Linked DNA regions of Homo sapiens: regions 1, 2, 3, 4, 6 and 7 are each linked to region 5. Evidence: chromatin contacts called from ENCODE Hi-C or POLR2A ChIA-PET data. All regions are on one chromosome and are shown on one strand. Each heading gives the region's core, a stretch centred on a gene start or an enhancer-like site at or near the end of the contact. The rest is flanking DNA. Distances are from core to core; before and after follow the strand shown.

The links. Hi-C counts contacts between places; a loop is a spot of excess contacts on that map. ChIA-PET counts read pairs that join two places held with the same protein, here RNA polymerase II (POLR2A). Pooled maps may share reads with other maps.
Region 1: a loop to region 5 is called in a pooled map, with 20 times the contacts of the local background. The contact joins the enhancer-like site here to the promoter of EHD4 in region 5. A Hi-C loop is called at or near these places in 2 of 168 maps with a recorded cell type or tissue (B cell and CD4-positive, alpha-beta memory T cell), 1 of 37 single-sample maps with no recorded cell type and 13 of 50 pooled maps. POLR2A ChIA-PET finds 5 or more read pairs at or near these places in 1 of 52 experiments (activated CD4-positive, alpha-beta T cell).
Region 2: a loop to region 5 is called in a pooled map, with 6 times the contacts of the local background. The contact joins the promoter of NDUFAF1 here to the promoter of EHD4 in region 5. A Hi-C loop is called at or near these places in 2 of 168 maps with a recorded cell type or tissue (B cell and CD4-positive, alpha-beta memory T cell) and 13 of 50 pooled maps. POLR2A ChIA-PET finds 5 or more read pairs at or near these places in 1 of 52 experiments (activated CD4-positive, alpha-beta T cell).
Region 3: a loop to region 5 is called in a pooled map, with 8 times the contacts of the local background. The contact joins the promoter of LRRC57 here to the promoter of EHD4 in region 5. A Hi-C loop is called at or near these places in 8 of 50 pooled maps. POLR2A ChIA-PET finds 5 or more read pairs at or near these places in 2 of 52 experiments (activated naive CD4-positive, alpha-beta T cell and naive thymus-derived CD4-positive, alpha-beta T cell).
Region 4: a loop to region 5 is called in a map of naive thymus-derived CD4-positive, alpha-beta T cell, with 8 times the contacts of the local background. The contact joins the promoter of INO80 here to the promoter of EHD4 in region 5. A Hi-C loop is called at or near these places in 1 of 168 maps with a recorded cell type or tissue (naive thymus-derived CD4-positive, alpha-beta T cell), 6 of 37 single-sample maps with no recorded cell type and 10 of 50 pooled maps.
Region 6: a pooled map shows a loop between it and region 5 (13-fold over the local background). The contact joins the promoter of ZNF106 here to the promoter of EHD4 in region 5. A Hi-C loop is called at or near these places in 12 of 37 single-sample maps with no recorded cell type and 12 of 50 pooled maps. POLR2A ChIA-PET finds 5 or more read pairs at or near these places in 4 of 52 experiments (CD4-positive, alpha-beta T cell, CD4-positive, alpha-beta memory T cell, WTC11 and 1 more).
Region 7: a map with no recorded cell type shows a loop between it and region 5 (7-fold over the local background). The contact joins the enhancer-like site here to the promoter of EHD4 in region 5. A Hi-C loop is called at or near these places in 3 of 37 single-sample maps with no recorded cell type and 7 of 50 pooled maps. POLR2A ChIA-PET finds 5 or more read pairs at or near these places in 1 of 52 experiments (activated T-cell).

Annotation. Positions count from the first base shown.
Region 1 is chr15:41,427,452-41,431,258 of GRCh38, reverse strand. The region is part of intron 1 of RTF1 (RTF1 homolog, Paf1/RNA polymerase II complex component); the gene reads right to left. Among named protein-coding and RNA genes, the nearest start is that of RTF1, 12 kb to the right of the region's middle. RefSeq lists an enhancer at 1,466-1,685. Within about 2 kb of position 1,663, at least 3 of the 41 ENCODE cell types and tissues checked have a DNase peak (open chromatin) inside an H3K27ac peak, as active enhancers do; they include B cell, where a contact is called at or near this core.
Region 2 is chr15:41,400,719-41,404,222 of GRCh38, reverse strand. It overlaps NDUFAF1 (NADH:ubiquinone oxidoreductase complex assembly factor 1), which reads left to right and starts at 1,727. Exons shown (of 5, transcript NM_016013.4): 1 at 1,727-2,079.
Region 3 is chr15:42,547,480-42,550,893 of GRCh38, reverse strand. It overlaps LRRC57 (leucine rich repeat containing 57), which reads left to right and starts at 2,101. Exons shown (of 6, transcript NM_153260.3): 1 at 2,101-2,201; 2 at 2,438-2,543; 3 at 2,650-2,788; 4 at 3,365-3,414. The coding sequence starts at 2,460. It overlaps HAUS2 (HAUS augmin like complex subunit 2), which reads right to left and starts at 2,056. Exons shown (of 6, transcript NM_018097.3): 1 at 1,929-2,056. The coding sequence starts at 2,021. RefSeq lists an enhancer at 1,796-2,265.
Region 4 is chr15:41,113,976-41,117,932 of GRCh38, reverse strand. It overlaps INO80 (INO80 complex ATPase subunit), which reads left to right and starts at 1,653. Exons shown (of 36, transcript NM_017553.3): 1 at 1,653-1,960. RefSeq lists enhancers at 1-449, 1,166-1,265, 1,231-2,010, 2,076-2,155, 2,206-2,255 and 2 more and a silencer at 1,706-1,975.
Region 5 is chr15:41,970,999-41,974,814 of GRCh38, reverse strand. It overlaps EHD4 (EH domain containing 4), which reads left to right and starts at 2,258. Exons shown (of 6, transcript NM_139265.4): 1 at 2,258-2,556. The coding sequence starts at 2,321. PLA2G4E-AS1 (PLA2G4E antisense RNA 1) reads right to left here and starts at 2,052. Exons shown (of 4, transcript NR_120334.1): 1 at 1,817-2,052; 2 at 857-1,011. RefSeq lists silencers at 2,207-2,336, 2,377-2,446, 2,547-2,816.
Region 6 is chr15:42,489,082-42,492,571 of GRCh38, reverse strand. It overlaps ZNF106 (zinc finger protein 106), which reads left to right and starts at 1,431. Exons shown (of 22, transcript NM_001366845.3): 1 at 1,431-1,592. It also overlaps a transcript of SNAP23 not described here. RefSeq lists enhancers at 1,259-1,368, 1,669-1,718, 1,769-1,958.
Region 7 is chr15:42,605,853-42,609,819 of GRCh38, reverse strand. The region is part of intron 3 of STARD9 (StAR related lipid transfer domain containing 9); the gene reads right to left. Among named protein-coding and RNA genes, the nearest start is that of STARD9, 32 kb to the right of the region's middle. RefSeq lists an enhancer at 508-777. Within about 2 kb of position 1,644, at least 10 of the 41 ENCODE cell types and tissues checked have a DNase peak (open chromatin) inside an H3K27ac peak, as active enhancers do.

The sequences.
Region 1 (3,807 bases), core at 414-2,913, 540 kb after region 5:
TGGGCAACAAGAGCAAAACTCCTTCTCAAAAAAAAAAAAAGAAAAAAGAAAAACCCGCTGGACGCAGTGGCTCACGACTGTAATCCCAGCACTTTGGGAGGCCAAGGTGGGCAGATCACGAGGTCAGGAGTTCAAGACCAGCCTGGCCAACATGATGAAACCCCGTCTCTACTAAAAATACAAAAAAATTAGCTGGGCATGGTGGCAGGCGCCTGTAATCCCAGCTACTTGGGAGTCTGAGGCAAGGAGAATCGCTTGAACCTAGGAGGTGGAGGTTGCAGTGAGCCGAGATCACACCACTGCACTCCAGCCCGGGCGACAGTGCAAGACTCTGTCTCAATACAAAAAAAAGAAAAGAAAACCCACAATAGTATGGAGACAGCAAAGACTCTCTTAACAGTGTGAAAGATACAAGATGCACTTCCCACAACTTGAGGATTGTATAGGAAGTTACTGGGAAAACTCACAGCAAGATTACTTTTTAGCTCAGTCCTTTATATTCTTTTTGTTTGTTTTTGGAGATGAAATCTTGGTCTGTCGCCTAGACAAGAGTGCAGTGGTATGATCTTGGCTCACTGCAGCCTTTGCCTCCCAGGTTCAAGCGATTCTCCCACCTCAGCCTTCCAAGTAGCTGGGACTACAGGCATGCACCACCACGCCCAGCTAATATTTTGTATTATTAGTAGAGACAGGGTTTCATCATGTTGCCCAGGCTGGTCTTGAACCTCTGAGCTCAGGCAATCTACCTGCCTCACCCTCCCAAAGTGCTAGGATTACAGGTGTGAGCCACGATGCCCAGCCAGTCCTTTACATTCTTATTGAGGGCTCATAATAGCTGAATAGACCAATATGCAACAAAAAAGTCTTCCCACCCTGTCTCTACTAAAAATACAAAAGATTAGTTGGGTGTGGTGCCACGCGCCTGTAGTCCCAGCTATTTGGGAGGCTGAGGCTGGAGAATCGCTTGAACCCGGGAGGTGGAGGTTGTAGTGAACCAGAGGTTGCAGTGAGCCGAGATCGCGCCACTGCACTCCAGCCTAGGGGGCAGCGAGACTCTGTCTCAAAAAAAAAAAAAAAAAAAAAATTAGCCAGACATGGTGGCATGCACCTGTAATCCCAGCTACTCACGAAGCTGAGGCAGGAGAACTGCGTGAACCCAGGAGGTAGGGATGGCAGTGAGCTGATATCGTGCCACTGCATTCCAGCCTGGGCAATAGAGCAAGACTCTGTCTCAAAAAAAAAAAAAAGAAAAGAAAAAATAAAATAAATTAAATTAAATTAAAAACAAAGAAAAAATAAGGAAAAGATACATGGTCCTTGACCTCATGGAATTTAAAATCAAGTATGGGAGACAAACAATGAACAAGTAAAGAAACAATGAATTCCATCTAATGGTAAGTGTTAAGAAGGAAGTGAATCAAATGAGTGCAGGGGCTATCTGCAGTAGGGTGGTTAGAGAGGCTTCTCTGAGGCACTGAGGCTGAGACTAGAAACTTCACGAGAGGAAAAGATGGTACAGTTTTCTGGACAGAGGCCTTCAGATGGAACAGCTAAGGCCCTGAAGCTGATAACAGCTTGGCTTAGTCAAAGAACTGAAAGAGAAACTGTGACTAAAGTTTAGCAGGCAAGCAGGAGAATTGAATGCGGTGGGTTAGTGGTAAGAAGAAAACATATCTTTCTGAGCTTTATAAAACAGGGTGAGGAGCATGGAAGTTAGGCAGTGGGAAGCCATCAAATGGTTTGAAGCAGGGGAGTAACCCAATCCAGCAAGGGTTTTAAAAGAGCACTCCTGGAAAGAGAGAGAGAGAGAAAAAAAAAAAAAGAGCACTACAACTGGTAGATGAACAGACTAGAGGGGCCAGGGTGGAAGTACAGAGAGGACTCAGAAGGAACCCACAGCAGTCGCATTAAACAAGTAGCCACAGGGACAGAGAGAAGTGGAAGGATCTACGAGATGACGAGGAAAAAAGAGTAATTCGCAGAGCTTTAAATCCGAGAAGTTACTTCCTAGTGTCCCTTTCATAGCAAAACTGTTGGTTGATTTAAACAGTGAATATTGGCTGGGCGTGGTGGCTCACAGGTGGCTTACAGGTGGCCTGTAATCCCAGTACTTTGGGAGGCCAAGGTAGGAGGAAGGATCCCTTGAGCCCAGGAATTTGAGACCAGCATGGGCAACACAGGGAGACCCTGTCTCTACAAAAAATTAAAAATCAATTCGCTGTGGCCAGGAGTGGTGGCTCACGCCTGTAATCCCAGCACTTTGGGAGGCCAAGATGGGCAGATTACTTGAGGTCAGGAGTTTGAGACCAGCCTGGCCAACATGACGAAACCCCGTCTCTACTAAAAATACAAAAAGTAGGCAGATGTGGTGGCATATGCTTGTAATCCCAGCTACACAGGAGGCTGTGGGAGAACTGGTTGGGCCCAGGAGGCAGAGAGGTTGCAGTGAGCTGAGATCACACCACTGCACTCCAGCCTGGGCAACAGAGCAAGACTCTGTCTCAAAATAAATAAATAAATTAGCTGGGCATGGTGGCACACACCTGTGATCCCAGCTACTCCAGAGGCAGAGGAGGGAGGATCACTTGAAGCCAGGAGGTCAAAGCTAGAGTGATCCATGACCACGTCACTGCACTTCAGCTTGGGTAACAGAGTGAGACCCTGTCTTCAAAAAAAAAAAAAGGAGTAGGGGGCCGGACACGGTAGCTCACACTTGTAATCCCAGCACTTTGGGAGGCTGAGGTGGGCGGATCACAAGGTCAGGAGATCGAGACCATCCTGGCTAACACAGTGAAACCCCGTCTCTACTAAAAATACAAAAAAATTAGCCGGGTGTAGTGGCGGGCACCTGTAGTCCCAGCTACTCGGGAGGCTGAGGCGGGAGAATGGTGTGAACCCAGGAGGCAGAGCTTGCAGTGAGCTGAGATCACGTCATTGCACTCCAGCCTGGGCAACAAAGCGAGACTCCATCTCAAAAAAAAAAAAAAAAAAAAAAAAAAAAGGGATATCAGTATTGCAGTAGAGGGGTTGGAACAAGAACCCCCAAAGTGACAGTGTCCTTTATCTCTTCAAGTAATCTCAATGTAACCAAGTTAGAAAATGTCCCACCATGTAGCTTGGGTGACACAGTGAGACCCCAGCTCTAAAAATAAAATTAAAAAAAAAAGAAGGCGGCCAGGCATGGTGGCTCATGCCTGTAATCCCAGCACTTTGGGAGGCCAAGCCAGGCAGATCACCTGAGGTCAGGAGATCAAGACCAGCCTAGCCAGCATGGTGAAACCCCGTCTCTACTAAAAATACAAAAATTAGCCAGGTGTGGTGGCGGACACTTGTAATCCCAGCTACTTGGGAAGCTAAGACAGGAGAATCACTTGAACCCGGGAGGCGGAGGTTGCAGTGAGCTGAGATTGCCCCACTGCACTCCAGCCTGGGCAACAAAGAGCAAAACTCCATTTCAAAAAAAAATAAAACTTGACACCATAGGTATGCCAAGTAGCATCTGCTTATTCAACAAAAATTTATTAAGTGCCTACTCTGTCAGGCGAGCATCGGCATAATTATTATTACTGTTATTATTATTTGAGTCAGGGTCTCACTGTCACCCAGGCTGGAGTGCAGTTGTGTGATCATGGCTCTCTGCAGCCTCAACCTCCTAAGCTCAGGTGATCCTCCTATCTCAGCCTCCTGGGTAGCTGGGACTACAGGCACACACCACTACACCCAGCTTATGTAGCTTTTATTTTGAATGAATAGCTGGGACCACAGGCGCATGCCACCACACTCAGCTAATTTTTTAAAAATTTTGTA
Region 2 (3,504 bases), core at 478-2,977, 570 kb after region 5:
CTCCTGAGTAGCTGGGACTACAGGCGCCCGCCAGCACGCCCGGCCAATTTTTTTGTATTTTTAGTAGAGACGGGGTTTCACCGTGTTAGCCAGGATGGTCTCGATCTCCTGACCTTGTGATCCGCCCGCCTCGGCCTCCCAAAGTGCTGGGATTACAGGCGTGAACCACCGCGCCCGGCCGATAACTTATATTTGAAACTAGAAAAGAGGTAGAGGCAGGATGGGCCATGGAGAGACAGCCCGCATTAAAGGTTGTGGGAAGAGAATAGAAGAGTCAGTGATGGGGGCAGAAAGGTAAGGTTTGAGGGGGCAAGTGTAGAGTCTAGAGAAGCCAAGCCGAATTTGAGGAAGAGGAGGCGGCGCGGAAACTAGTGAAGGAGAAAACATGGAAAGGGCTAGTGTATTTAGTGAGCTCCTTCGGAACCTTAGAGAACAAAGGTGTTACGGAACTATATGCTCTCAAATTCACACTAAGCACTAAATTCCCGCCGCTATGGTACATTCTGGGGAAAGGAAAAACAGCGCAGTCTGGACCCAAGAAAGCTCACAGCGTGGCAAAGGAAGTGAGAAGTGAGTGAAAGATACAATGTTGATTCTGTCTTCCCTGGCAGTAAGAAAAAAAAACAAAAACAAACAATGTTTAAGTGCTTTGGCCGGGCATGGTGGCTCACGCCTGTAATACCAGCACTTTGGGAGGCCGAGGTGGGTGGATCATGAGGTCAGGATTTCGAGACCAGCCTGGCCAACATGGCGAAACCCCATCTCTACTAAAAATACAAAAATTATCCGGGTGTGGTGGCACACACCTGTAATCCCAGCTACTTGGGAGGCTGAGGCAGGAGAATTGCTCCAACCCAGGAGTCGGAGGTTGCAGATCGCGCCACTGCACTACAGCCTGGGCAACAGAGTGAGACTCCGTCTCAAAAAAAAAAAGTGCTTTAAGAGAGGTGTGCACAAGGTACAAACAGATGCCCTGAGCAACTGGCGACCGTGTGGGGCGAGACTCGGGAAGGGCTGGTAGGAGGGGCTGCTGTCCAGGTGCGTGGTGGTCCTCAAGAATTCATGGGGGCAATTCCAGCAGAATCGGCCTTTTGAGGCCTCAGGCAGTTCTTGTGGGGACCGAGGCGACAGATAAGGAAGGAAGGGATACAGGCGCGTTAGCAATAACTGGGTTCTATTTGAAAGACGCAGGGGGCCGGGCTTGGTGGCTCGCGCCTGTAATCTCAGCACTTTGGGAGGCCGAGGCGGGTGGATCACGAGGTCAGGAGATCGAGATCATCCCGGCTAACATGGTGAAACCCCGTCTCTACTAAAAATACAAAAATTAGTCGGGCATGATGGCGCGCACCTGTAATCCCAGCTACTCGGGAGGCTGAGGCAGGAGAATCGCTTGAATCTGGGAGGCAGAGGTTGTAGTGAGCCGAGATCGCGCCACTGCACTCCAGCCTGGGCGACAGAGCGAGAATCCGTCTCAAAAAAAAAAAAAAAAAAAAAGACGCAGGGATGGAGTTTGCCGCCTGAAAGGATACAGGAAGGAGAGGCGAAAAACTTATCTGAATTCTCACTGCTTCCTTACAACTGGCGACCAAGTGGACCAAAAACCTCCAAAAACCTCAGTTGGCTGGGCTACGGGGTCCTTGCTGTCCTTCCTGGGCTTCTGTACTCGGCCGGAACTTTGGTGTTCTGACGCCTTGTTTGGCATCGGAAGGGAAAAGCAGATGGACCTATACGGGTAAAGTGGCTTCTGGGCGGAAGGTACACTATAGGCTCGGGGAGGTAAGCGGCGGCAGGCCGGCGGTTGGTGTGTCCCGGGTGTGGGGAGGCGACAGAGCCCTGGCACTTGAGGGTTGAGGGGGCCTCCCCAGCGCGGCGAACCGTCTAGCCTCCGGAGGCCAGGCCGTGAGTGCGGGAGGTATACGCCAAGGCGGAAGAATTTTGCCACTCACTACCTGTGTGACCTCGGGTAAATTAGCCTTGGAACGTCAGTTTCTTCGTCTCTATAATTGAAATAATAATAGTACCTCTCTCAGGATTGTTGTGAGCCGTCAGTGAAACACTTAGAGCAGTTTCTGGCACATGGTAAGGCATGGATAGCTTTACTAATTCTACTCACTTCTAGCTGCGTGGATTGTGTTGTCAAAACCCACCGTCAACCTCAGGGCGGTATTGTCCAGTTAATAGTTTAGATTTTCTGTTTACTGGTAGAAAAAAAAAAATGAAACAAAGCATTTATAATTAAAGTTATATTATTAGAGAAGTAACACTACGGAGGGTTTGGAAAACATTTTATGAGCTATCATTTGTTTCTCAAATTTCGGTATGTGTAGAGGTAAAATCATTTAAGTGCAACCGGCGCGGGGGAATTTAAATATTATCCATAATTCCGGGACCTCAGATCAACTGTTAATTTTTCCTGGTTCCCTTAACGTTTATAATACATGTGAAAACATACTGTTTACATGGTTTTGATTTATCAACAAACCTTATTGATAATGTCGGCTGGGCGCGGTGGCTCACGCCTGTAATCCCAGCACTTTGGGAGGCCGAGGCGGGCGGATCACTTGAGGTCAGGAGTTCGAGACCAGCCTGGCCAACATGGTGAAACCCTGTCTCTACTAAAAATACAAAAATTAGCTGGGCGTGGTGGCGCACGCCTGTAATCCCAGTGACTGAGGCAAGAGAATTGCTTGAAACCAGGAGGTGGAGGTTACAATGAGCCGAGATCGCACAACTGCACTCCAACTTGGGGGACAGAGCTGGACTCTGTCTTAAAAAAAAAAAAAAAAAAGTTGGGCATGGTGGCGGGCACCTGTAATTTCAGCCACTCGGGAGGCAGAGGCAGGAGAAGCACTTGAACCCGGGAGGCGGAGGTTGCAGTGAGCCAGGGTCGTGCCATTGCACTCCAGCCTGGGTGACAGAGCGAGACTCCATCTCAAAAAAAAAAAAAAAAAAAAAGGTTGGGCGCCGTGGCTGACGCCTGTAATCCCAGTACTTTAGGAGGCCCATGTAGGCGGATCACCTGAGGTCAGGAGTTCGAGACCACTCTGGCCAACATAGTGGAACCTCATCTCTACTGAAAAAACAAAAACAAAAACAAAAATTAGCCGGGCATGGTGGCGCCCGCCTGTAATCCCAGCTATTCAGGAGGCTGAGACAAGAGAATCGCTTGAACCCAGGAGGCGGAGATTGCAGTGAGCGGAGATCTCTAGCCTGGTGACAGAGCAAGACTCCGTCTCAAAAAAAAAAAAAAGTATTGATAATGTCATTTTACCTATTGGTGTCTGTATCCTACAGAAAGGAAATACGTATCTGACTTGTTTCATAGGATTTGTGTGTGGATGGCATGAGATAATATATATCAGGGTGATATGAAAGTGTTAGGAGTAGGCTGGGCATGGTGGCTCACACCTGTAATCACAGTACTTTGGGAGAACAAGGCAGGTGGATCACGTGGTCAGGAGATCGAGACCATCCTGGCTAACACGGTGAAACCCTGTCTCTATT
Region 3 (3,414 bases), core at 852-3,351, 580 kb before region 5:
AGATCGAGACCATCCTGGCTAACATGGTGAAACCCCATTTCTACTAAAAATACAAAAATTAGCCGGGTGAGGTGGTGAGCACCTGTAGTCCCAGCTACTCATGAGGCTGAGGCAGGAGAATGGCATGAACCCAGGAGGTGGAGCTTGCAGTGAGCCAAGACTGTGCCACTGCACTCCAGCCTGGGCAACAGAGCGAGACTCCGTCTCAAAAAAAAAAGAAAACACAGGAGAGAAGGGAGGAAGGATTACACTGTAGAGTGCTGTGGTCACTCCTGGTAAAGTTAGTCAACTAGGACCACCTGAATCTCCCCATCACCCAGACAATGGGTGTTCAACAAAAGCTTAAAATCTTTTAATACAGTATCACAGCCTCTTATAACAGTTCATCTTGAGAGGGGATACAATGTGTCAAAAGGGAGAGTACTAAGATCTAATTCTCCTTTAACAGTCTAGTGACCATGGGCAAGTTTCTTGGTCTAAGCCTTAGTTTCTTAAATTAAAAAATACTGTAAGGTATTAGAGTCTCTAATGGCTCTTCTGACTATAAAAAGTTATGTATTTTCCGTAAATCTTCCATCATGTTTGTAGTGCTTTTTTTTTTTTTTTTTTCCCTGAGACAGGGTCTCACTCTGTCGCCCAGGCTAAGTGCAGTGGCCCGATCGCATCTCACTGCAACCTCCATCTCTTAAGCTCAAGCCATCTTCCCATCTGAGCCTCCAGGACCCATGTGGTCCGCGGAGTAGTTGGGACTACAGGTGTACGCCACCATGCCGGCTAATATGTGCTGATTTTTACAGATCAGTTTAACTTTTCTGTTTTCTTTTTAGTGAAATTTCTCAACTTCCTCTATATATCAAAATTTATTTCCCCATTTTTCTCAATGCCCTTGATCCCACTTGCCCCATGCCCTCCTGTCACTGCATTCCATTATTTCCTCACATGTTCAATTTCTCCCTCTGTTGGCTCCTTCCTCCGACATGCTCCTCTTGCCCAACCTAAAACTGCCACTCCGTGACTCCTTGGGTTAATGTCTCTTTTCTCTCCTTCTCAAAATTAATCTCTTCCTCCATTCACGTTCCAAGGTCTTATCTTTTTAGCCAATACTTTTTTTTTTTTTTTTTTTTTTTTGCCTTTAAAGATGCCAAGGCCGGGCGCGGTGGCTCACGCCTGTAATCCCAGCACTTTGGGAGGCCGAGGCGGGTGGATCACGAGGTCAGGAGATCGGGACCATCCTGGCTTACAAGGTGAAACCCCGTCTCTACTAAACATACAAAAAAAAATTAGCTGGGTGTGGTGGTGGGCGCCTGTAGTCCCAGCTACTCCAGAGGCTGAGGCAGGAGAATCGCTTGAACCAGGAAGGCGGAGGTTGCAGTGAGCCGAGACCACGCCACTGCACTCCAGCCTGGGCGTTAGAGCGAGACTCTGTCTCATATAAATAAATAAATAAATAATAAAATAAAATAAAAATGTCAAAAAAGAGCTTCTGGCGCTCTTCTCTACCCAGCACCTCCCGCCCCAAATACGATTCAACACTTCCCACAAACGAGGGTTGTTGGAAATGCTTGTTCCGCAAGGGGACAGAACGACCCGTATTTCCCATCCCCGCCCTTACACTACAGTCTAGAGGCAGTATCACTGGATGAAAAAAAGGCTGGTAACAGTCTAATCTCCCACAAACTGGACTGGGACAAATTTACCCTACAGACACTCAAAACACAGTCTACCCTAAACACCATCTACTCAGATCCCCGCTTTCCAAGCATCCACGGCAGAACGTTCGCGGCTGTTGCCTGGAAGGGGCTCTTATTACTCTAGTACAGACCCCAACCAGGACCCTCACCACTCCCACAGCCAGCAGCACCAACTCACAGCCATATTGTTGCCACCTTGGGCACCCCCTTGATGACACCACCGCCACCCCCACGTACCTGATTGACCATCCCCGAAGCTATGAAGTGGCCTAGCACTAGCCCAGCGCCGTTAGGCGCGGACGCCGGGTCCCACGGGTTGGCAGCGGCCATGGCTCGGACGCACCTTCCGCGAAGGCGCCAAGAGTGAGCGGGATCGCAGGGCGAACGCACGGCGCGGCTCGATGACGTCACAGGGCGTTCCCGCCCGGGACTAAGCCGGGGAGCGCATCCCGGCTACTGCGGGTCCTGGGTCTTCACCTGCGGAGCCTTACGGCAGCTGAGCGGTGGGAGGCGAGTCCGGGGCTCCCTGATCTTCCGTAGGCTCCCAGAGGCGCCTGGCCTCCGCAGAGCTGCAAAGGCGGCAGGGCTTGGTGGTCGGGCTGTGTGTTCTTCCGTTTCTTCCTTGTCGCTCTTGGGTCGGGCCCCAGGAGCCAGGGATCGGCGGGAGTTGAGAGCTGGGGCAGGAGCCCCAGCCGGGAGGCCGACCGGGTGGACTGGGCGGTGACAGCAGCGCTTCCTTCCCGCAGGGACCTGAGCCGCGGCGCTAGGATGGGAAACAGTGCGCTCCGCGCTCATGTGGAAACGGCGCAGAAAACTGGTGTCTTTCAGCTTAAGGACCGAGGGCTGACCGAGGTGAGACTGGGAGGGACACGACCAGGGAACTTAAAGGGAGAGGGACGGCGGGGGCGGCGAACTTAGTCGGTGCGGGATTCCCCACGCTGTGAACTCCTTTCTCCAGTTCCCCGCAGACTTGCAGAAGCTGACGAGCAATCTCAGGACCATCGACTTGTCCAACAACAAGATCGAAAGCCTACCGCCTTTGCTGATAGGAAAGTTCACTCTGCTGAAGAGCCTCTCCCTGAACAACAACAAACTGAGTATGGCTCTCGCCAGGGAGGCTTTTGCTAGTGATCAGCTGTTACCAGGGGTGGTTTTCTCTTACAAGCTGATTTTTGTTTTTGTTATGAAACCGTGCAGGAGGGCTCAAGTTGCGAATGCCGGAATCCTTGAAGCCTTCTTTCTACTTCTTGTAATTACATCTAAAATAAGCCTTATAATGATTGGGTGTTATAATGATTGTTACTGGGTTAATTTGGACTTGAAAGAGAAGAACATTTTGGGGATGTAATGTAAACAAAGCTACCTAACTTGGAATGGGGGATGGATGAGAAGGGGAGGATCTTCCAAATATCACAAAATTGCTGTCGGATTGTGCCTTGGGCCCCTTTACAAAAGGAGCCCATTATACACACAAATGCTCTCCGGCATTTTGATGGCACCCTCACCTTCTAAAGACTATGTTGGTAAAATGCAATATCTAAAAATGGCACATGTGGGAGTTTTACATATATTAACAAGAGGCGAAGCAGGCTGCCATATAGTCTTTATAAACTTCATCAAAGTTGTTTTCAGCTCTATCACATTCAGGTTTTAAAAAAATTTTTCTTTGCCAGCTGTTCTGCCTGATGAGATATGCAATCTGAAAAAACTAGAGACGCTAAGC
Region 4 (3,957 bases), core at 404-2,903, 860 kb after region 5:
GAGGTTTCACCATGTTGGCCAGGCTGGTCTCAAAATCCCGACCTCAAGTGATCCACCCGCCTCAGCCTCCCAAAGTGCCGGGATTACACGCGTGAGCTACCGCGCTTGGCTTGCAAATGTAACTTTTTTTTTTTCTTTTTGAGATGGATTTTTTTTTTTTTCTTTTTGATACGGAATTTCGCTCTTGCTGCCCAGGCTGGAGTGCAATGGTGCGATCTCGGTTCACTGTAACCTCCGCCTCCCAGGTTCAAGCGATTCTCCTGCCTCAGGCTCCCAAGTAGCTGGACTACAGGCACCCGCCACCACGCCCGGCTAATTTTTGTATTTTTAGTAGAGATGGGGTTTCACCATATTGGTCAGGCTGGTCTCGAGCTCCTGACCTCAGGTGATTCGACCACCTGACCTCCCAAAGTGCTGGGATTACAGGCGTGTGGCACTGCACCCTGACACAAATTTAACTTTTTAAAGGTCAGTTAACTCAGCACAAGAAGGCTACTTGATGACCTTAATAAAGTACTTTTTAGTTAAATGCTAAGGGCCAGGTTAAAATGGATTAAAGAATGAGACCCAAAGGAACTGAATTAACAGCATATTTAACTTTCAGTAAGTTCTAATTCTTATCTACACCTAGGCCTTACCCTAGGCAATTCTCACCACACATCCTGGTAGTTGGGTCGATTACATTTATTATGTTGTCTTTTTTGTAGAGACGGGGTCTCGCTATGTTGACCAGTCTAATGGACTGCTCTGAGACGTTTGGCCTGAGGTGATCCTTCCAGGCAGGAGGATCACTTCAGGCCAGGAGACTGGGAACCAGCCCAGTAGACTGGGCAACATAGCGAGACCCCAAGTTTAGTAAATGTGGGTGGCAGTGGACTCAAATTGTAGAATTGGCACAGGTAAAAGCAATTATTCGCTTTTCAGAGGCACACTGTGTGGATGTGAGAACAGGCTGGCATTTCCGATAACAGGTCTGCGTGTTCCCAAGTCCTTGTATCCCACAACCTTCACGTAGACATCTTATCTAACTATGCTGTCCTACCCAACCTATAGCGTTCTTGCTCCCAGAGTCTAAATGGGAGCCCCAAACTAATTACTGTATAGTAGTCGAACTACACACCAGGCACTTCCCCGACAATCTACAACCCCATCCAAAGGGGTCAGAAACTAGTAACAAAATACCAGCTGCGAGCCTCTCCTTCCCCTAAAGAGATCTTATCAACTTGGCTGCACCTTCCCACCTCTAGCCTGCGGGAACAAATATCCCAGGATCCCGGGCGGTTTCGATTGACGTTACTTCCGGGAAAAGTAACCTTGCATCGGCGGTTGCGGGCCTGGAAAGCTCTCGCGACATTTTCTCCTGCGAGATCTGCTTGCTCACTGTAGCGATGACATCCTCCTCCTCCTCCCCGCCGCCTTTCGGCAATCTTCGCCAGTCCCAGTCCCGACTAATCTGTACTCAGATGGCATGGATCAGGGTCTCCCCTCGAACCCCGGTTCGCACGGGGCGTCAGGTGGCAGCGGCGGGGTGCGAGCTGCGCGAGGCCGACGGCAGCGGCACTACGGGTGGCCACGGGCAGGCGACGAGCAGTGAGTGTGGGCGGGGTGGGGGTAAGCCACCCGTGTAGCGGCTCGATTGTTCTGGCCTGGCTATGGCGCCTCTCCTCCCCCCCGCCATGGCTCCCCGTGTCCCTGCTCCGCTCCTCTCAGTGAGTGAAAGTGGCCGCCGCCGCCGCCGGCCCAGCGCCCGCAGCCGCCTCAGCGCCGCCGCCATCTTGGGGTCCCAGGAGCCGCGGAGGGAGCGAGCTAGGAGCGTCCACGCCCAACGCAGTCACCGTCCCACGGCCTCAGAGAGCGAACCGCGGCTCCACCGTCGGCGGGGCGACCCCCCCCTCCGGACCCCGCCCGCACCCCGCCCCCCCTCCGCCGCCGTCGCGGCGGCGGGGCCAGGCGGCCCGAGGTGAGGCAACTAGACGTGGGCGGGCGAACGGAGTGGGGGTTGTGTAGGTCTTGTTGCGCCCCTCTCTGCGGGCGACAACTGGGCCGCGTCTTAAAGGGGCCGTCGCCCCCGGCCCTTGGATTTGTTGGGGTTAGTATGGAGGATGGGTGTGGACACTCCCCGCAGGGTTGGGACCTCAGGGACTAGGGCCTTGTCCTTCCCGTTTCATATCTCTGGAGACCCGGGGTCATGCGGTGACCTCAGCCACCTGAGGAAGCCCGTGGGGCGCCCACACGTGGGGAGTGTGTTAGACCAGGTGCACGTGGGACCCGGTGGGGCGGTGTCGGGCTAACACGTGTGTAGGTTTGGGGGTGGGCAGGGGCAGGGCGGAGGCTGGAAGGCCTTGAGTGGGAACCCCGTGAAGGTTGTGTATCTGTCATTTTAAACAAATGAGATCTAAGGGCTTGTTAGTGTGTCATTTTGTAAGGGGCAAGTTGAGATACGGTTGAATGGTGCACGCTGCTGGCTGGTGTTGGGTGGGGGCAGGCTGACACCTGCATAGACTTGGGAGTGTCTAGATGACACCTCTTCTGGTTTTTTAGGTTTTTACATAGCGACTAGGAAAGTGTCATCCTATTTTGACATTCCTTCTTGAGCTCGCTAATGGAAAGTACTACTTCCGTAATCTCCGAGGCTAGAAGCCCCCTACAGTTTAGGAATGACAGAACCTAGGCAGCCACTTACTATTCTAGTTAACAGCCAACTGTGCCTGGAATTCTTTGATTCACACACTGTCTCTAGTTTGATGTACTTGTTAGAAATGGGGGAAGGAATTTGGAGGTTGACCTGGCTAACGTCACAGGTTACTTTTCCAGTCAGTGACTTTCATTATTTCCTCCACAACAAAATTATTGTGGCTTTTCAGTGGCAACTTAAATTAAATAATAGCTTTATTGAAATATGATTCAAATACCAAAAAATTCCGCTTTCTAAAGCGTATAATTAAGTAATTTTCTGAAACTATATTTATTAAATTCTGTAGCCATCAACCACTATTTAATTCATCACCCTAAAAGAGAATCTCTAGAAGCCATTTAGCAGTCACTCCCCATTCCCCCTCCCTCCAGTCTTAGGTAACTATTAATATATTTTTTGCCTAAATTTACCTAAAAAAGAAACATATGTATCTTTCTTTGCCTAGTTTGTTTCACTTAACATGGTGTTTTCAAGGTTCATCCGTGTTGTAGCAGGTATCAGTACTTAATTCCTTTTTTTTTTTTTTTTTGAGACTGAGTCTCGCTCTGTCGTCCAGGCTGGAGTGCAGTGGCGGGGTCCCGACTCACTGCGACCTCCGCCTCCCAGGTTCAAGCACTTCTCGTGCCTCAGCCTCCCCAGTAGCTGGGATTACAGGCGGCTGCCACCACACCCGGCTAATTTTTGTATTTTTAGTAGAAACGGGGTTTCACCATGTTGGCTAGGCCGGTCTCGAACTCCTGACCTCAAGTGATCCGCCTGCCTTGGCCTCCCAGAGTGCTGGGATTATAGGCATGAGCCACCGCACATGGCCTCATTTGCTTTTAATGCCAAATAATATTCTGTTCTAGTTGCATTTTATGTTTGAAATTTCCAAGCTCCTCCTCCTATAAAACAATTTGAGATCATTATGTGTGGTAAAAGTTGCATACCTTCTAGACTTTAAAATGAATGTTTTTTTTTTTTTGTTTTTTGAGACGGAGTCTGGCTCTGTCGCCCAGGCTGGAGTATAGTGGCGTGATCTCGGCTCACTGCAGCTTCCGCCTCCCGGGTTCAAGCAATTCTCCTGCCTCAGCCTCCTGAGTAGCTGGTATTACAGGCGCCCGCCACCACACCCAGCTAATTTTTGTATTTTTAGTAGAGACGGGGTTTCACCATGTTGGTCAGGCTGGTCTCGAGCCCCTGACCTCGTGATCCACCTACCTTGGCCTCCCAAAGTGCTGAGATTACAGGCGTGAGCCACCGTGCCCGGCTGAATTTTGTTT
Region 5 (3,816 bases), core at 1,009-3,508:
TGTCATAAAGATGAAATCGTACAGTACATAGCATTTTCGGATTGGCTTCTTTCACTTAGTAATAGGCATTTAAGTTTCCTCTGTGTCTTTTTATGGCTTGATAGCTCATTTCTTTTTAGTGCTGAATAAGATTCCATTGTCTGGATGTACCACAGATTATCCTTTCACTTACTGAAGGACATGTTAGTTGCTTCCAATTTTTGGCACTTATGAATAAAGCCACTATGAACATCCATGTACAGGCTTTTCTGTGGATATAAGTTTTCAATTCATTTGGGTAAATACTAAGGAGCTGATTTCTGCATCATATGGTAAGATTGTATTTATATCCGTTTGTTTTTATGTATTCTAAAAAAATACATCGAAGCTTTTACTTTTGTTGTCAAATATGTCAGCCTTTGCTTTCATAATTTCTGTCCTTAATGTTGGTTAGAAAGGCTTTTCCACCGCCAAATTGTATAAATCTCTTGTACCTTCTTCTAGTAGTGCAGTGGTTTCATTTTCTTTTTACATTTCAATCTTTGTTTTATTTTGACACAAGGCAGATGTCTAACTTTATTTTCCCTTGGCTTTCTTTTCACTTCCCTAGTTACATACAATTCCCTCCAACTATGTGACCCACACAACAACTCCAAAGGAGTTTCCATTTTGCTCTTAAGGAAACTAGGGCAGAGAGGTAACTCATCACATTTAAAATCACACAGCCATTAATTTACATAGTCAAGGTTCAAACCCAGATCTTTTGATGCAAAGTCCTGTTCTCTCATACTCCAAGTATGGTCCAGGGATGGGTAGCATTGGCAATACCCGAGAGCCTGTTAGAAATGTAGAGTCATGGGCCCCATCCCATACCTACCGAATCAGAATCCGCATTTCTGTTAGGTTGGAGAAGTACTGCAGGGTGTACTGTTTCCCCAGACTTAGGCCACATCAGAGTCACCTAGGGCATCTGTTGAGCTCCATCTCTCCTCAATATTTTAACTCAGTAGGTCTGGACTGAAGACCAGGAATCTGCATTTTAACAAGCATCCCAGCTCATAAATGCATATATGCAGGTGGCCCCATGGATCACACTTGAGAAATGCTCTAAAACAACTAAGAAATATTCCTAAGCTACAATCAAGGACACAAAAGGTGATTATTTCCCCCAATCTCAACTTAGATAAGTGAGTATCCTTTTAACCTAGAAAAGAAACAGGCCAGGGGCGGTGGCTCACGCCTATAATCCCAATACTTTGGGAGGCCAAGGCAGGCGGATCATCTGAGGTCAGGAGTTCAAGACCAGCCTTACCAATATGGTGAAACCCCATCTCTACTAAAAATACAAAAATTAGCTGGGCATGGTGGTGAGCGCCTGTAGTCCCAGCTACTCAGGAGGCTGAGACAGGAAAATTGCTTGAACCCGGGAAGCGGAGGTTGCAGTGAGCCGAGATCGTGCCACTGCACTCCAGCCTGGGCGACAGAGCGAGACTCCGTCTCAGAAAACAACAACAACAACAAAAAACAGCTAGGAGGTGACAATGACTCACATGTCAATATGTGGAAATAAAGTTGTAATAATGAGGATAATGTAATAATGAGAGTAATGACTAAATTTTCGGCTTTACAGAAAAACACATAAAGAAAACTAAGGGGAAAAAGCCTTTAGCTGATCCAGAATTTAGTGAGGGCAATGTGGAGAAGTAGGAGAAACGGCTACTCAAATAGATTCCAGTCCACTTCCCCTCAAGATTGTGTCAATTATGCCCGTGAGCCTGGGTCTCTTGGCCTGTAAAACGGAGTCATAACCACCCGCCCCCGGGAAGACAGAACCTGCCTGTCCACTTTCTGAACTTTTCATCCCCAGTATCGACGTCCAGAGGCCTGAATGAGTAAACGTTCCAGGAGATGGAGCAGCCTCCGGAGGCTCGCTTTGGGCAGCTCAGATTTACCCGGAAGCCGATGCCACCTGGCCAGAGGTGAGGCACCGGCAACCAGAAGGGGGCCCTGAGCATGACCGGTCAGTGCCACCCGGCCGGGAAGACACCATCTCCCCGCCCAGTCCTCTAGAATGACTCCGTCATCAATAATTCATTAAGAACCTCCTCTCAATTGGCTGACGCCTTCAGCCCTCTCTGGCAGAGATCCAATCAGGAAGGACCTGAGAGAGCTCGTCTGAATAGTGGGCGAGCGCGCGTGACGTAGCGGCCGAAGACTGGCTGTGGCAGCACAAGGCGGGGCCCTCCTCGGGCGGCGGCCAGCGCGGCCGGGGCGGCTCAGTGCGAGCCGGGGAGAGTCGAACCCGGAGCAGGGTCCCATCCGAGCGTGGACTGGCGGCAGGATGTTCAGCTGGATGGGGCGGCAGGCGGGCGGGCGCGAACGCGCTGGCGGCGCGGACGCGGTGCAGACGGTGACGGGCGGGCTGCGCTCGCTCTACCTGCGCAAGGTGCTGCCGCTGGAGGAGGCGTACCGCTTCCACGAGTTCCACTCGCCTGCGCTGGAGGACGCCGACTTCGAGAACAAGCCCATGATCCTGCTGGTGGGCCAGTACAGCACCGGCAAGACCACCTTCATCAGGTACCGTCACCGCCCCTCGCCCGGCTCCCGCCCCGCTCCGCCCTCCCCACGTGTGCGCCGCAGTCGGCCGCCTCCCGCCGCTGCCCCTCCCGGCCGGCGCGACCTCGGGGACCCCTCCCGGAGCTCGGCGCCCGGTGCCCTCGGCCCCGCCCCGGCTGGCCAGCCCCGCGCGCTGGAGGGTCCCGCGAACCCGCGCCCTGCGCACTCCGAGCCCTCCTTCCTTGCGGTTCGGAAGGCGTTGCTCCCGCTGGCCTCGTCCGGTCGCCCTGGCGGGAGGGTCCAAGGGAGAGAGGGGGCGCGAGCCATAATCAGCATATTCTTGACGAGGGAGTGATGCCTAGGGATGGAAATGGGGGGAGAGGCGTAGGGTATCCGAATGGGACAGAGTCCTAGTTGGAGAGTTTGTTTAACTATTCATTTGTTCAACTATTTCTTGAACAAATGAATGGCAGCAGGAGAGCGTATCGCCCAGGCCCCCTTCCCTTGAGGTCTTTACGTGCCACCCCACAGTGTTGTGGGGAGGGGATAAAGAGGCCGCCTACGTTCAGTTCATGCACCGCCTTTAGCCGCCCGTAGGAAGTGAGCTGCGTGTAGCAGCCGCACCAGCCTGTGGAACTAAGGGGGAGTGTCATATTACTATTTGTTAGTTTCCATTTCTTAGGTGGGTCATTCCCTCCTCGCTTACCCTTGACAACTGAAAATATTTGTCATGCTTACCGTGTTTCTGAAAGCACACAATCACTGTGCATACCCTGTGGTTCAAATCATATAGTTTCAAAAGAAGTGACTTTTGCTGGGAAATTATTTAGACAGAAACAGATTGCTTTGTTGATCACCTGTTTTATTTCTAAAGCAGCCAGCATATTTAGGCTCACTGTTTTTGGTAAGAAGAACTTATTTTTCTGACTTAAGCCGTGTATCAGTTGAAACAAAGTGCTGATCATTTAAGGTTTTGGTCCAGGGTTTTGGAAATTGTAACAATCTCTTCATCATTTGATGTGCAACAGGTGTTGAGAAAACTGCATCTATATTTGGATACATGCCATTTCTGTTAAGTAGCGACCTCTTTTTCTCCACTCCAGTGACCTAAATAGTTCCTACAAATAGAGTAGCTATCACTACAGGAAATATGTTAAATCCAGGCCTCCAGATACACTGCGAATGAATTCCACAAAACAAATATACTGTGTATTGAAATGTCGTTCTAGATAATAAATTGAGTGTGAAGAAAGTAATTTCAAAATTGCTTTATTTGGTGCT
Region 6 (3,490 bases), core at 182-2,681, 520 kb before region 5:
CGAGTAGCTGGGACTACAGGCACGCACCACCACGCCCAGCTAATTTTTGTGTTTTTAGTAGAGAAGGGGTTTCACCATGTTGGCCAGGATGGTCTCGATCTCTGGACCTCATGATCTGCCCACCTCGTCCTCCCAAAGTGCTGGGATTACAGGCGTGAGCCACTGTGCCCCACCGCTGCTTACTTTTATTTGAGACGTTGAAGGTCTTGTTAAACAGAGATGTTATAATCTCAATAATATAGGAGGGACACTCCACATAATTATCAACCTGAATGTCATTTCATTTATCTGATAGTCTTAGTCACTAAAATTAGGTTTCTGAGGGAATGGGTATGGGCTAAGTTTAATAATAAATATAGGCGGCCGGGCGCGGTGGCTCACACCTGTAATACCAGCACTTAGGGAAGCCGAGGTGGGCGGATCATTTGAAGTCAGGAGTTTGAGACCTGCCTGGCCAATATGGCGAAACCCCATCTCTACTAAAAATACAAAAATTAGTTGGGCGTGGTAGTGCACGTCTGTAATTCCAGCTACTTGGGAGGCTGAGGCAGGATTATCGCTTGAACCCGGAAGGTGGAGGTTGCAGTGAACCAAGAGAGCGGTTCTGCACTACAGCCTGAACGACAGAGCAAGACTCCATCTCAAAATAACTAACTAACTAACTAACTAAATAAATAAATAATAAATGTAGGCTGGGCGCGGTGGCTGACACCTGCAATCCCAGAACTTTGGAAGGCCAAGGCAGGCAGATCACTTGAGCCGAGGAGTTTGAGACCAGCCTGGGCAACATGGTGAAACCCCGTCTCTACTTAAAAAATATTATAAATACCTTAGGCATGAGTAAGAATAAAGTCAGTATTATGGAATGTCTGCTCTGTGATAGGCAGCATTCATAGATAAACACTTGACCTATGTTATTTAATCCTAGCAACACCCTGTGAGATAACATTATCCTAATTTTAACTCAAGAACCTGAGGTTCCAAGAAGAATTGTAATTTACCCAAAGTCACAAATTATTCGTAGCTAGTCCAAGATCTGAAACTCAGGTCTGGCTGTTCTAAAGCTCTTGCACCTTCCATTCAACTTCAGAAAGTTTTACAAGGAAGGAGTGTTTTCAAAATGTAGCCCGAACAGTTGCCACTGACTAAAGGAAATGGCGGGACACCAAGGAAGAGAGTAGGAGCTACAGGGAGGCCGGGAAAGAACAAGGAGAAACAAGGAGAATGAAAAAGGGACCAGGGAGGCTGTTCATAGCGTCCAACGCTGCGTACTGACTCTCCCGCAAGCGGGCCTGCCTTTGTTCTTCCTCCATTCTTTTTGAGAAAAACCTCTTCCTGTGTGTCCGTTGTTCACTCTCTTGTGTTCAAATAAAGCTAGATTATTGAGAACTGCGGACGGCAAAGGAAAAAAAAGCGAGCGTGACGGCTTCGGTGTGCGCCTGCGCGTTGGCGGCGGCTGTGGCGGGGCCCGGCGGGGAGCGGGTCCGGAGCAGGCTCCCGGACCCAAAACTGAAGGGGGCGTCTGAGGCGTCAGGGAGCTCCCTCGCCTGGCTCTCGGCGGCCTGATGGAGTAAGAGGGGTTGGCTGTGAATGTGAGTATCGACGGGCCGGCCTGCGTTGAGCGTATCGGAGCCCAAGGGTCCTGGTCGTCTGCCCCTTAGGGAGGTTGTGGGGCTGCAAGACACCACCGGGTTTCTACTCCTGCAGGCTGCGGCTCAGGGGCAACCTGGTGGTCCACTCTCCCAGAGCCGGCGCGGGTTTATGGGCAGGCGGTGCTGCTGGCTTCGGGGTACGGATTTTCGCGGGGGCGTTCCAGCTCTGCTCCCAGCCCCAGAAGGAAACGTGGCTCCAAAGCCTTGACCTTTAGGGGAAGCCACTGACCTCCTTCGTCCCCAGTTGGGCAGGGAGTCCAAAGACCCTGGTCCTTAAAGCCCGTAGGTCTCAGGCCAGGGACACATTTCAACCTCTCGCGACTGACAACCTCCGTTCTTTTTCCTCCTTTCGTTTCTCTCCTTGTGGGATGCGTCTTGATAATAACAACTAATAACAAATAGTAACAACAGCTTACTGTGTCCGTTTAATATTTAGTCCGAATCTCGGTGTATAATTGTGGAGAGGAAATGCTTTACATCCTCTTCCCCTTTCAATTTGTTGTGTAATCATCTTTGAGAGTAAGATTAAGGCATCTTATTGAGAAGTTTGAGATATCCGTGGCTTTTAGCAACTTGAGACTGTCATCCTAGGTAAGCGAAGTTCTCTTACCTAGCAAATAAGTGCTGTATCCACCATAATGGTTTATATCCAGTTTATTCAAAGCACAAATAACTTCTTTTTTTTTTTTTGAGACAAAGTTTCGCTCTTGTTGCCAGGCTGGGGTGCAGTGGCGCGATCTTAGCTCACTGCAACCTCCGCCTCCTGGATTCAAGCAATTCTCCTGCCTCAGCCTACCCAGTAGCTGGGATTACAGGCACCCACCACCATACCTGGCTAATTTTTTGTATTTTTATTTATTTTTATTATTATTATTTTTTTTAGGACGGAGTTTCGCTCTTTCGCCCAGGCTGGAGTGCAGTGGCGGGATCTTGGCTCACTGCAACCTCCGCCTTCCAGTTTCAAGAGATTCTCCTGCCTCAGCCTCCCGAGTAGCTGGGATTGCAGGCGTGCACCACCACCACGCCCGGCTAATTTTTGTATTTTTAGTAGAGACGAGGTCTCACCATGTTGGCCAGGCTAGTCTCCAACTCCTGACCTTAGGTGATCCACCCACCTTGGCCTCTGAAAGTGCTGGGATTACAGGCTTGAGCCACCACGCCCGGCCCACAGATAACTTTTGAGTGCTTATTAAGAGCTTAGTACTGTTGTAAATAGCATGGGAAATCTTAAAATTTGCTTTAAGCCCCGTTCTCAAGTTTGGTCGTGAATGAAATAATGAAAGACAATTTTCAGATGCAACTAGAATTTATTTAGTATCTACTACACATTTGCCAATACCGCGCCATGCCTAGAGTTAACTCTTGAGTCTAGAAGATAGTAGGAGCCCTTTAATTAGAAATACTAGATGGTTTTCGAGGAGAACTTTAAAATGGCCTGGAAGGGGCCAGGCGCGATGGCTCACGCCTGTAATCCCAGCACTCTGGGAGGCCGAGGCGGGCGGATCACCTGAGGTCAGGAGTTTGAGACCAGGCTGACCGACATGGAGAAACACCGTCTCTACTAGAAATACAAAATTAGCTGGGCATGATGGCACATGCCTGTAATTCCAGCTACTTGGGAGGCTGAGGCAGGAGAATCGCTTGAACCTGGGAGGCGGAGGTTGCAGTGAGCCAGGATTGTGCCATTGTACTCCAAAAACGAAACTCCATCTCAAAAAAAAAAAATTAAAAAATAATAAAAAATGGCCTGGCAGGAGGTAGAGGGTGTGAACGAATCTGATCAGGCTAGTTCAGAACCTATTGTGTGTGTGTGTGTGTGTGTGTGTTGTTTTTTTTTT
Region 7 (3,967 bases), core at 395-2,894, 640 kb before region 5:
CACCCAGCCATTATTCAAATACATTTCTGATTAACTAGTTAGCCAGAAACCACTGTCACCTTCACTTAAATTAAAATTTCAGGGCTGGGCACGGTGGCTCACACCTGTAATCCCAGCACTTTGGGAGGCCAAGGCAGGCAGATCACGAGGTCAGGAGTTCAAGACTAGCCTGGCCAACATGGTGAAACCCGATCTCTATTAAAAACACAAAAATTAGCTGGGCGTGGTGGCGCGTGCCTGTAGTCCCAGCTACTCAGGAGGCTGCAGCAGGAGAATTGCTTGAACCTGGGAGGCAGTGGTTGCAGTGAGTCAAGATTGTGCCACTGTACCCCAGCCTGGTGACAGAGCAAGACTCCATCTCAAAAAAAAAAAAAAAGTTTTAAAAATAGTTGTTTCCTCACAAGCAAAGAAATGACACAGATCTACTAAAGAATCTTTTGACCATACCGTCTCTTCTGCAGAAGTGTGTTCATGACACACTGACTGAGCCACATTAGGGTTATGAATAGAAGCCAGGGTTAGAGAGAGGACTTGGGTCACGTTCTGAGGGCTTAGAAGCCTTCTTCAACACTCGACTTATTTGGGCAGAATGACATCACAGAAGAAAAAAAGCATTTCCTTTCTAGCTTTTAGTTTTCTCTTTGTCCCCTTTCTCTTCTTCCAATATATTCCCCTTCCCGCCCCCCACTATCCTCAGCAGCAAAATCATTCAAAAGAGCAGCAGTCCCAGGAGTTTGGTCTCTAGATCTAGGGATGCCCGGAACTGTCATAAGAAAACCCTAGCAAGCCCCTGAGGTACCAAAGAGGAAAGAGGATCTCACACATCTAAGGCTGAAGCTGGGACATGGCACCCAGCAACAACGCACAGTGCATGCTCGGTTAACACTGACTGAATACATGAATACATAATCTATGGACTGAATCCAGAATAGTCACAATAAATGAGTGTTGACTAAAATTAAATTATAGCTGTTCTTTAGGTTTCCCCCAATCCTTTCTGCATTAATTTCCACATATTTGATCTTCAGGCAAGATAAACATTACCAGGTCAGTATCTTCCACAAAGCACCGTTTTCATATTTTTGATTGTGTTCACAAGAGCTCTTTATCACCTTTTGGTATTGGGTCCTGTCAGCACTCTGAGAGGTAGTCCAATATGTCAAAGATGCTTCAAGTTTTTTTGGTTGCTAATAATTTTATATAAGAAAACAAGCCTGGAGGATGGAGTTTTTGTTCTTAACATTCATTCCTGCCTATGTGGAAAAAACTTTTCCTGCAATCAGGCTGCTAGGAGCAAATTTCCTGTTTTTAATACTGTTTAGTCTAAATGGGTCTCTAGAGACCAATCTTAATGTAAGAGAAGCAAGGGAGCTGAGCCTCTGAGACAATTCCGGTTTCATTGTTGGGTTCAGCCAGCCCAGGTGAAGCCCATATCATTCTTGGCAATCCAGGGTCTGGTTGAAGAGATTAGTTATGTGTTCATCTGAACAGCATCCACCTCACGCATCCGGCTGGCAGGGTCCTGTCTTCCCTCAAGCCACACTACCCACAAACCACACTACCCTCCTCCAATCCTAAAGACTAGCTTGCAGAAGGGCAGTGCTGCATGCCAGAGTCACAAGATCTCTAACCACACTCGTCTGTGGCACTTCTTACACCTCAGCCCTTCATAGCAAGTCACTTCAACCAAGCAAACAAAGCCTGACTCCAGCCTTAGCCCATATCCCTGGACAAAGGTGTTTCTCAAGGTTGTCTCAGCAACTTACCAAAGTGTATGCAAAAAAACAAAAAATAAGATAATGGAAAAGAGACCTGCGGGGGGTGGGGGTGAGCACTCAGCTCCACAATTACTTGTTAGTGACAACTAAGAAATATACTGACACAAACCTGGACAGTCAATCAGGAACTTGAGGCTGGTTTTCAATAAAACATAGTAAACCTCTAAAAATCCTAACGGAGCTGACAAATGCCTAAGAGATTCATCCTCCCTACTGTGTAAGTACTTCTATGTGGAAGATACTGATCAGAGGGGGGTAAATAAATACTTGCTAGAAAATAAATACTTGGAAGCAGGTGGGATTTAGGAAAAACCTGTAAAACAATATAGGATTTAATTATATTCAAATATATATTTGTGTGTGTGTGTGTGTGTGTGTGTGTGTGTGTGTATAAGTGTGTGTGTGTATAATATATTAAGATTCTCCTAGATTCAGTCTGGAGGTCCTGTATTTATTCTTTCCCTCTCTAATATGAAACTGGAATTCCTAGGGTACTCCACAGATGAGAAAGAATCTATTCAGAAAAAGAGGCATCAGGAGGGTGGGCACAGTGGCTCACACCTGTCATCCCAGCACTTTGGGAGGGTGAGGTGGGCAGATCACTTGAGGTCAGGAGTTTGAGACCAGCCTGGCCAACATGGTGAAACCCCATCTCTACTAAAAATATAAAAATTAGCCGCGCATGGTGGTGCATGCCTGTAGTCCCAGCTACTCAGGAGAATGAGGCAGGAGAATTGCTTGAACCCAGGAGGCGAAGGTTGTAGTGAACTGAGATCGCACCACTGTACTCCAGCCTGGGTGACAGAGAGAGACTCCATCTTAAAAAAAAAAAAAAAAAAAAAAAAAAGCACCAGAAAAATGCAGGGTTGTGCTGGGAAGGAAAAAGAGCACAATGGTTACAGGGTTGTGCACAGACTTTAGACTCCTCCATGTGGAGGACGTGGCACATGCCTGTAGTCCCAGCTACTCAGGAAGCTAAGGTGGTAGGATCACTTGAGCCCGGGAGATAGAGGCTGCAGTGAGCTATGATCACGCCACTGCACTCCAGCCTGGGAGACAGAGTGAGACCTTGTCAATCAATCAATCAATGAAGTACACTTCAAAACCCAGCCTCTGGGTCAGAATGAGTGAAATGAAGCATCCATTTGCTATAATGGGTGAGCTATTTTTTGTGCCTTAGAGAGTAGCTGGGTCAGTTAGGTCTACTCAGGGGATTCAGAAGAAAGCACCCTGACTGTACATGTATACAAGCACTTACTCTGGATACAAAACTAAAAATAGGCTGGGCGCAGTGGCTTACACCTGTAATCCCAGCACTTTGGGAGGCTGAGGTGGGAGGACCACCTGAGCCCAGGAGTTTGAGACCAGCCTAGGCAACTTGGAAAAACTCCATCTTAAAAAAAAAAAAAAATACAAAAATTAGCTGGGTGTGGTGGTGCGCACCTGTGTTCCCAGGTACTTGGGAGGCTGAGGTGGGAAGGTGGCTTGAGCCCAGGAGGTGAAGGTTGCAGTGACCTGAGATCACACCACTGCACTCCAGCCTGGGCAACAGAGTCCGACCCTGTTTCAAAAAACAAAACTAAAAATAGGTGGTGTTCTGCACATCTCAGAGAGAGGGGCCAATAGAGAGGCTTGAAAACACATGTTCTATATTCATGACTCTTGGTCTTTTCCTATAGTAAATGCAAGATTTAACAGTCCAATATTTTCCAATTGTCAGCTAATTCATGTCATACTCCAAGTATTAGAGGTTAGCACAGAGAAGGAGTGCAAAGGTAGCAGGATGTGGTGAGACAGTAGAATGGACTAAAACTGGGCTTCATCTCTGAACCTCAGTAAGCACATCTGTAAAACAGAGTACTAACCCACTTTACAGGGTTGTTGTGAAGGTGATAAGTACTCAATACAGTACCTGGAAGACTGTAGGTTCTCAAAAAGTGCTATTTTCTTTTCTCCCTTCCCATTGAAGCAAGCTGGTTTGAACATTTTCCAAAATTAAGTACAACTTTTCCAAACCCTGAAATTGAATCTAAACTCCATGGGAATGTTTCCAGATGTTTATGGAAAGAGGAAGTTGTTTGTATTTTCTTAAAATCTCTGATGCGGGAGAAAAGGAAAAGCAATACCAGCCAGAGACCACGACATGTTTGTGCTTTAAACATCGCCACAACACCACCACAAACAAGATG